3 separate regions of the Mus musculus genome follow, and regions 1 and 3 are each linked to region 2. A link is a loop called in an ENCODE intact Hi-C map of the cell type or tissue named here. Cell type or tissue: left cerebral cortex. All regions are shown on one strand.

Region 1 (2,500 bases), 200 kb before region 2:
TTGAGCAATTAACACAAAAGTAGTCATGGATTTAGAGACTTAATTTATTCATCAATACTTTAGTGTTTACATTTTTCTTGCTTTAAAGTTGTATTTCAAAGTATTTTATTCTTTTTGATGATTTCATAAGTGGAATTATTGTCTTAGTTACATCTTTAAACTTCATTGGTTTATCACCACCATATAATTTGTTTTATTTGTTCATTAGTGTTTTTATATGATCATGCCATTTTTTGGGAACAGATATAGCTTTCTATGCAGATATTGAATCTGTTCCCTTTAATATTGGTTACTTTTATTTCTTCTCTGACTCAAGAATCCAGATAGGCTTGTATGTCTGCAGAAAACAGTTAGGGCTGCTGTTTTTCTCTTGTTCCTTCTTTTTGGTTTAAACAACAACAAAAAAACAACAACATCAACAACATCCAGTTTTGCAGCATTGAGATTGATATGAGTCTCAGTTTTTTGGATCTGCCATCTGATTTAGAAAGCTTCCTTTCAGCTCGAGTTTTATGAGTATTCTTGTTTTGCCATCATAGAGAACTGCATTTTGTCAGTTTTTTTTTTCCCTACTGTGTTAACTGTAGGAACCATGTGACCCTTATCTGACACTTTGCTGATGTGGTGGTGTCTTAGCATCCTTTCTGTCACTATGATCAAAACAGCCTGAGTTAAAACAGCGTAGGGAAAGAACAGGTTTATTTGACTATGGTTCCAGGTAACAGGCCATCCGTCCTCTGGGGAAGGTCCAGGCAGGGACTTAGTGCATCCCATTCATAAAAAGTTAAAGGAGATGGCATGTGATTTCTGGCTTTCAGCATATGCTCATTTAACGCTCCTCACACTTACACAGTTCAGGACCCAGCCTTGAAATGATGCAGGTCACTACTACAGAGCAGCCTGCTCTAGCTCATCCCTCAGCTGGGCTGAACTTCTCTGATAAATCTAGGTTGTGTCAAGATGAAAGTCTTAACTGACCATTACACATGACACACGGATATTGTACTAATTGATCACGGGCTACTGTAGAAGCGTCACTTCCTTGTCATGAGGTTGTTTCCCCCCACATATTGCTGCATTTCATTTGTTACTAAGTTTTGAGGCCGTTTTCCATCCATATTCATAAGAAATAATACCACGGAGCTTTCTTTGCTTCTGATGTGTTTTTTCTAGTTTTGCTCCCAGGAACATTCTCCTCTCATAGACAGAGTTGGGAAATGTTCTTCTGTTGGCTGCTTTTTAGGAGAGTCTGCAAGGAGCCGGTGTTAGGATTTAGCAGTGTACCATCTGGGCCTGAGCTTGCTTTGTGGGTAGTTTTTGGATTGCTAACTCAGTCTGATCACTTATTATAGGGTTTTCCAGATGGCCTATTTCTTTTTGAGCCAGTTTTGGTAGTTTGCGTCTTTCTAGGAATTTGTCCATTTGATCTACTTTATCTTAATTTATTTTCGTGGCGTGCTCACCATATTCCATCTTCATTCCCTTTTATCTCCGAATATCTCCCTTTTTCATGTCTGGTTTTAGTAATTTAAGTTTTCTGTCTTTGTTCTTTGGCATGTCTCACAAATATGTGCTAATCCTGCTGGCCATTTTAAAAAATGGTTCTTATTATAAATTGATAATTTATAATTATCTGTGTTTTATTAGATATAAAGTGATATTATGATTGATGAATATAACGTAGAATAATGAAGCCAAGTAATATATCTATCCCTTACCTCAGACAAAAGACTTTCATGGTAAGATACTTTATAATTTACCATCTTAGAAGTGTGTGTGTACATATGTGTATATGTTCACATGTATACATGTATGTATGTGTAAACGTTGAAAATGGACCTTCTTTAATTACTTTTCATTTTATTTTTTGAGGCAAGGTCTCTCACTGAACTTGCACCTCACAGAATTCTCTAGAATGGCTTGCTAGTGAGTCTAGGGATCTTCTTTCTCTGCCTCCACAGACACAGACCACCTGACTAGAGATCCTCACTCAGATGCAGACTACATGGCCTTTTACAGAGTAGGGAAATTGATCCTGGGCATTGATGCCAAATCCCTTTGGTTGCATGGCAAGAACTTCGCCAGCAGAGCCATCTCCCCTTTGCCTATCTCAGTGATTCTAAAGTTTACTATATTTAATTGTCCACTATATTTATCACACTGTGTATGCTCATGGACTGTCACCTCCCCATTTCTTTTGTCTCTTCTATTGTTTACTATTATTATTATTATTATTATTATTATTATTCACCAATTTCCCCCATGTGCATTACATAGATTTATATTTAATCTTTCCTATTTTCTTTCTTTCTGCATTTTGTGATTTATTTTGCTATTATTTTTCTCAAATCTTTGGCAGGACTTCCTGAGGGAGCTAAAGCTAGAAGGTAATCTTAATGACTTGAGGTCTTTCTTATTACAGAGAACATACATTTTCTGCTAAACAATAGTTTTCCTATATCCTGAGAGATATGATTTCTTACATTATCTCTTGTACTCA
Region 2 (2,500 bases):
CACATATGCAATGCTGCCTGCAAATTGTAGAGGAAACCCCAGAGCTGCAGACACAGTAAGAGTTATCTATCTATCTATCTATCTATCTATCTATCTATCTATCTATCTATCTATCTATCTATCTATTTTGGCTATACTTCCTCCAAGACACCCATGCTCTGTAAGTACTTTGGTTTGTTTACAACTTCCCAGGTAAAGAAACAGAATATCTATGTAGAGGTATACTGCTCTTGGAGTCACTTGGGCCAAAGTTTGCTTTTGAACTAAAGTTAAGTTAAATTTTTATCAAGTCCTCGTAGTGCTATCTGAGAATGTGTAGCTTGTTCTTATGCATAAAAGGCACAGACATATGTGAATAGAGTCAAACCCACAACCCAGATTAGTTTATTCAGAGTCCTTGTATGTGGTCTGTGAGCCTGGGTACTGCAGGCCTTGGCCAGTGCATAGAGTTTACAGGCTAGTCTGTGCCAGTCATTCACCAGGCTGAGTTCTCACTAACTGTGTTTATCTGATCAAGTGCCTCAGGCTCTCTCTTTTCACTTGCCTTAGATTTTCTTGCATATGAAGTGAGGTTGTGATCACAGGCTATAATCATGTGCAGGCCTCATGTTTGTGGCAAGCAAGATTGACAAACAAGTTCCCCTGTCCTAAATTTAGAGAGAGGTATTCCACTTGATCAAGGTTAGGGTATAGTTTTCTAAACCCTGGGTTCACCTGCACACTTCCAAGTGAACATACAATTGTGTCTGTGGCCTCCCTCACCCATCCCTGACTATCCTGCCATGCAGCTATACTGCTTTTGTTCTTCCACTCTCTTCCAAGTACTTTCCTATTCAAGACAACCACTTTCTGCACCTCCCTGCATGCCTCCTCTCGCTCAGATCCTGAAGTCCCTTCCTGCTTGTTCCTATTGCCTCTCCATGCAGCTTCTGTTGGGAGAAGAGGCAGCATCGTGGGCTGCCATGAGCTCAGTGAGGCATCTGTCTTGCTCCACCACAGATGGCTTGGCACCTGTTTCTGCAGAACTTCCTTTCCCAGAACAGCTGGCCTTTGCCATCTTTCTCAGCCCACAGCCATCCAACTGTTCATCCGCACTGGTGACCAGCCTGAGGCATGCTGCCTTGGAGTTGAAGGTGCTCTCTGTTCAGTGTTTTGTGGTCTAAGTTAGTTGTACTTGCCCTGGATTCTGGATTCCAAGGCAGCACTGTCATCCTGCCTGCACCTGGGATAGGTGAGAGTGTGTGTTTGTGTGTGTGTGTGTGTGTGTGTGTGTGTGTGTATGCATGTGTATACTTAGACTCTGTGCAATCCCAGTATCCTTACAGCCTTAACATCCAAGGTGTCACTAACAACCAGTGTCCAGATCAGACCAGCATCCTGATTCTCTAACAGGTTCTGAATTCAGTGATTCCCACAATACACTCATTGTTCCTCATCAGTGACCTTGAAATGTGAATGAAACTCTTTAATATTTGAGTCCCACATCCCCCTGACATTTTCTGTCACCAGGGATTTCATTTTTCCCTGTGTGCCAGCTCTGGTTCTAACCGGCTCTGTGTCAGCCAGCTCTCCCCGTTTGTAACAAAACACTGGAGACAACTGACTTAAGAAGACAAACGGTTTGTTTTGGTGCCCTTTGTGGGTTTTAGTCCATGGCTGATTGGCTGGCTGTCTCTCAATACCCTTGGACCTGTGGAGATGTGGCTTACAGCGATCTGAGTGCATCCTAGATGAGGCTGTGTGTTCCATGTCTGGAATGTGAAAGACAAAGGAAGAGGAAGTTCGGGGCTCCCAGTATGCTCTCCAAGAAGACAACTCCAACAACTAACTACCTTCCTCAAGGCCCTAGCACCATCCCCTGCCTTTTCCCCCTTGGGCTAAGAACCAAGTGTTCACATAGAGGTGGTCTTTGGGAAACTTTTATCCGAATCTTAGCAGGCCATTAGTTCAATACGGACAGTTGGGAATGTGGCCTGGGCCAGTGAATGTCCTGACAGGCTCTTGTGGAATTTAGCTCTTGTTCTAGGTAGAAGCTGATGAGCTCTTTCTTGAGAGTCCTCTAACCCCCTTGCTCTGATCTTAAAGGGCTTTTGAAATTCAGAGACCTTAGAAACAAATGCTTTAGCTTCCAAGCCCATCTGGTTGAATGGATACTTTTAGCTATGAAGCAACTATACAGATGAAATCTCAGTCATTTCGATAACCCATATCAGCATGGCTAGCCTTACTTCCAGAGGAAATATTCTCCCATATGGCATGACTTCAGAGGCATGGCCGTGGCTACATATGCCTCCTTTCCTCATCTCCTTCCCCAAATACAACTATTTCAGGTTTTCAGTTCCTAGTTAAACACAAATTCTTTCCTCAGGAGTTATAGCTTATAATAGAAAATCCCCCAGAAAATCAGCACTGATGGTGGGATCCACATCTCCAGGATGAGCTTTTCCAAGTTTTGGGTCTTACTCACATCCTTCCAGTTTGCCTGAATTTGATGAAGCTA
Region 3 (2,500 bases), 190 kb before region 2:
AGGTGCTTTTGTTAGCCTCTATCAGCAGAGCTGGAAGACTAGCTCTCTCCTGAGTTTCAGTGTTCAGAGTACTCTCTGCAGGTAGGCTCTCCTCTTGCAGGGAAGGTGCCCAGATATCTGGTGTTCGAACCTGCCTCCTGGCAGAAGTTGTGATCCACTCACAGAGGTCTTAAGATCCTGTGGAGGGTCCTTTGTATACCTTGCAGGTGTCCACAGACTCCACGCCCAAGGTACCCCGGTGCTGGTGGGGACTGGAAGGGACTGTACTCCGTTTCTTAAAGCAGCACTTGGACATTTTTGAACAGAAACACAAAGGCAAAAATGACTTTGCATCTTCTTTATACGAGTCAACAACCACCATATGTTCAGCACATACCCTGAGGCACAAGCTGGTAAGTTATTTATTTATGCAAATAAAATATTGTCACTTATAAACTTTATAAATTAAGCAAGAAACACATGGACACAGGAACTTATCAAAACTGAATTCGAAAATCCAGAACCGTGAACTTAACTGACAGAAGATCAAAGACTGGGGCAATGTCCTCAAAGGACCCCTAGCCCTGGAATGGAAAAGTACCCATTGGCCCATAATGAGAACACTGTTCCCAAGCTTTCTAGTGCACACATCACAGGATTGACAGGTGACAAACTCTTTGATTTTCCCTCTGGAACAAACATTATTCTGGAGCCCCTGATTATAGCTTGTGGCAGCTCTGCACTCTGATAGCTCCACAGGAGAACAGTTCTCTGCCAGACTCATCCTGATACATGACCACCTGGGATGACTGTCTTGGCCTCTGTATGACTCTCTGCCTTTTCCTTCTGGATGACTCCTGTGATCACTTATCAGTGCTACAACTTTAACTCTCTCTTTGCAACATTGCTATAAGTAATTAAGATTAAAAAAAATCTGTTTGCTGATGGCCACAAGTATCTAGTAGAATAAGGAGTATCGAGCTAGTGAGATGGCTCAGCACTTGCCACCAAGCTTGATGACCTGGGTTCAGCCCCTGGAGCCCACATGGTAGGAGAGAAGACACTCTTAAAGTTGTCCTTCCTCCATTGTGGATCTGTTTGTATGAATTCAGAAGTGTGAGTATCTGCTATTGTTCAAGAGCTTTGTTAACTTTAGGAGGTGCTAAGGTGTAAGGGTGTGTGCATGGGGGGGGATATCAAGGGTATAAGTGTTCTGGAAATTCTAACTCAGCAGGTGATTTCTGAACTCATATTTCACTGGGCCAGAGAAGCCCCACAGAGGAGATTGTGTATGTCTTGTACAATCATACCAAGGAGTCCATATTATCCCTGAGAAGACTGACATACACAGGAGGCACTTAAGAAAGAAATGGGAGAGTGAAGGGAAGGCAGCAGAAGTGAGCACAGCTTTCCAGGTTGGAGGAGAAAGACACTGAAGCAGATGATGTAAGGATGCTTTGTTGGGAATATTCCATCCCACATTGCTGCTGCTCCAGCTGCTAGGCTCCTCTCTTTCTCACTAGTGTGATGTAATGTTCTTCTTAGCTGCAGCTCTGGTGTTAAACATATTCCTCTCAGCTGTTAGATTTAAAAAACTCTCTGCTTGGTGAGACTGCCAAACACATTTTCTTGTGTCTGAGATGTATGACATCCTCAGAACCCTGGCATCATGTGGTAAAATGTTTAATGGGATTCTTTCTTTCTGAAGTTATTTTGTCACATGCTAGTCACTATCACAATACAGCAAGCTCTGTGGAGGGGCTCCTTTTGCTACAAGCAAGATAATCTGGGGACTTAAACTAGATGGAATTACATATTCTGGTGGGTCAGGAAATGGAAATGAAGATCAGGGTCCTAAAGTACAGCTCCTGAAATGGTGATTGGGACTAAGCATAGGTTTATCAGAGGTAGAGAGCTCTGCAGAGCCCTTCACTACCCCCCAACACCCAGCTACAGAAACAATGCCAGACTTCAAGTAAACAATCAGCAATCATGAGGAGGCAGGCTTGCTACTCCAAGCTGGAGAAGAGCAAGACACCTTAAACATGGTTCAGATGAATGGCAAGCTTAATCATCCTGCGATGTGCACTTCGGGGAGGTCACCCACAATTTTGGTCCTGCCATCTGTAAATGCAAATAGGAATGCTGTGTTATGAGGTAATTATGAAGATGAATGTTACAAATCGCGAGTGCCTATGAAAGATCAAGTTATTGTTACTTTAATACCTGTGATAAATCTGTTTCAGAGTTTAAAGGATTATTCCTGGTGCCTGTGTTTTTACAATCTTCTAACCTAATTCCTACTTGACAGAGCTCTGATATCTGCTTTAACAACGGGGCATGCACAATAGGTTAGGAAACGTGTTTAACATAGGGCGAACAAAACGGATCAAAGCAATGAATAATGGCCTGTAGATAATGAAATAATGTTAAAACCAGAGTGTGAAGTTTGAGACCCTGCCTTAAACACATTCCTGCATGAATTATAAGGCAGGGAAGGAGCGATGACAGGTGTCTCTAA

What was found. A loop is a pair of places that touch in the nucleus more often than their neighbours do. Peaks named below come from ENCODE experiments on the same cell type or tissue, not always from the same donor. Only the 100,000 strongest peaks of a DNase experiment are listed, where the experiment ranks them.
Region 1: a loop joins it to region 2, with 2.9 times the contacts of the local background. A loop is called at or near these places in 2 of 42 quality-filtered maps.
Region 3: it touches region 2 in a loop (19-fold over the local background); 2 of 42 quality-filtered maps call a loop at or near these places.

The regions. Positions count from the first base shown.
Region 1 is chr12:26,576,355-26,578,854 of GRCm38, forward strand. All of the region lies in intron 2 of 1700020D12Rik (a long non-coding RNA gene), which reads right to left. Among named protein-coding and RNA genes, the nearest start is that of 1700020D12Rik, 35 kb to the right of the region's middle. In left cerebral cortex, no CTCF peak of the experiment used is centred here; a DNase peak (open chromatin) is centred at 1,280; H3K27ac peaks cover 633 bases.
Region 2 is chr12:26,780,709-26,783,208 of GRCm38, forward strand. No RefSeq gene overlaps it. Among named protein-coding and RNA genes, the nearest start is that of 4933409F18Rik, 53 kb to the right of the region's middle. In left cerebral cortex, no CTCF peak of the experiment used is centred here; a DNase peak (open chromatin) is centred at 1,000.
Region 3 is chr12:26,587,781-26,590,280 of GRCm38, forward strand. All of the region lies in intron 2 of 1700020D12Rik (a long non-coding RNA gene), which reads right to left. Among named protein-coding and RNA genes, the nearest start is that of 1700020D12Rik, 24 kb to the right of the region's middle. In left cerebral cortex, no CTCF peak of the experiment used is centred here; a DNase peak (open chromatin) is centred at 1,494; H3K27ac peaks cover 445 bases.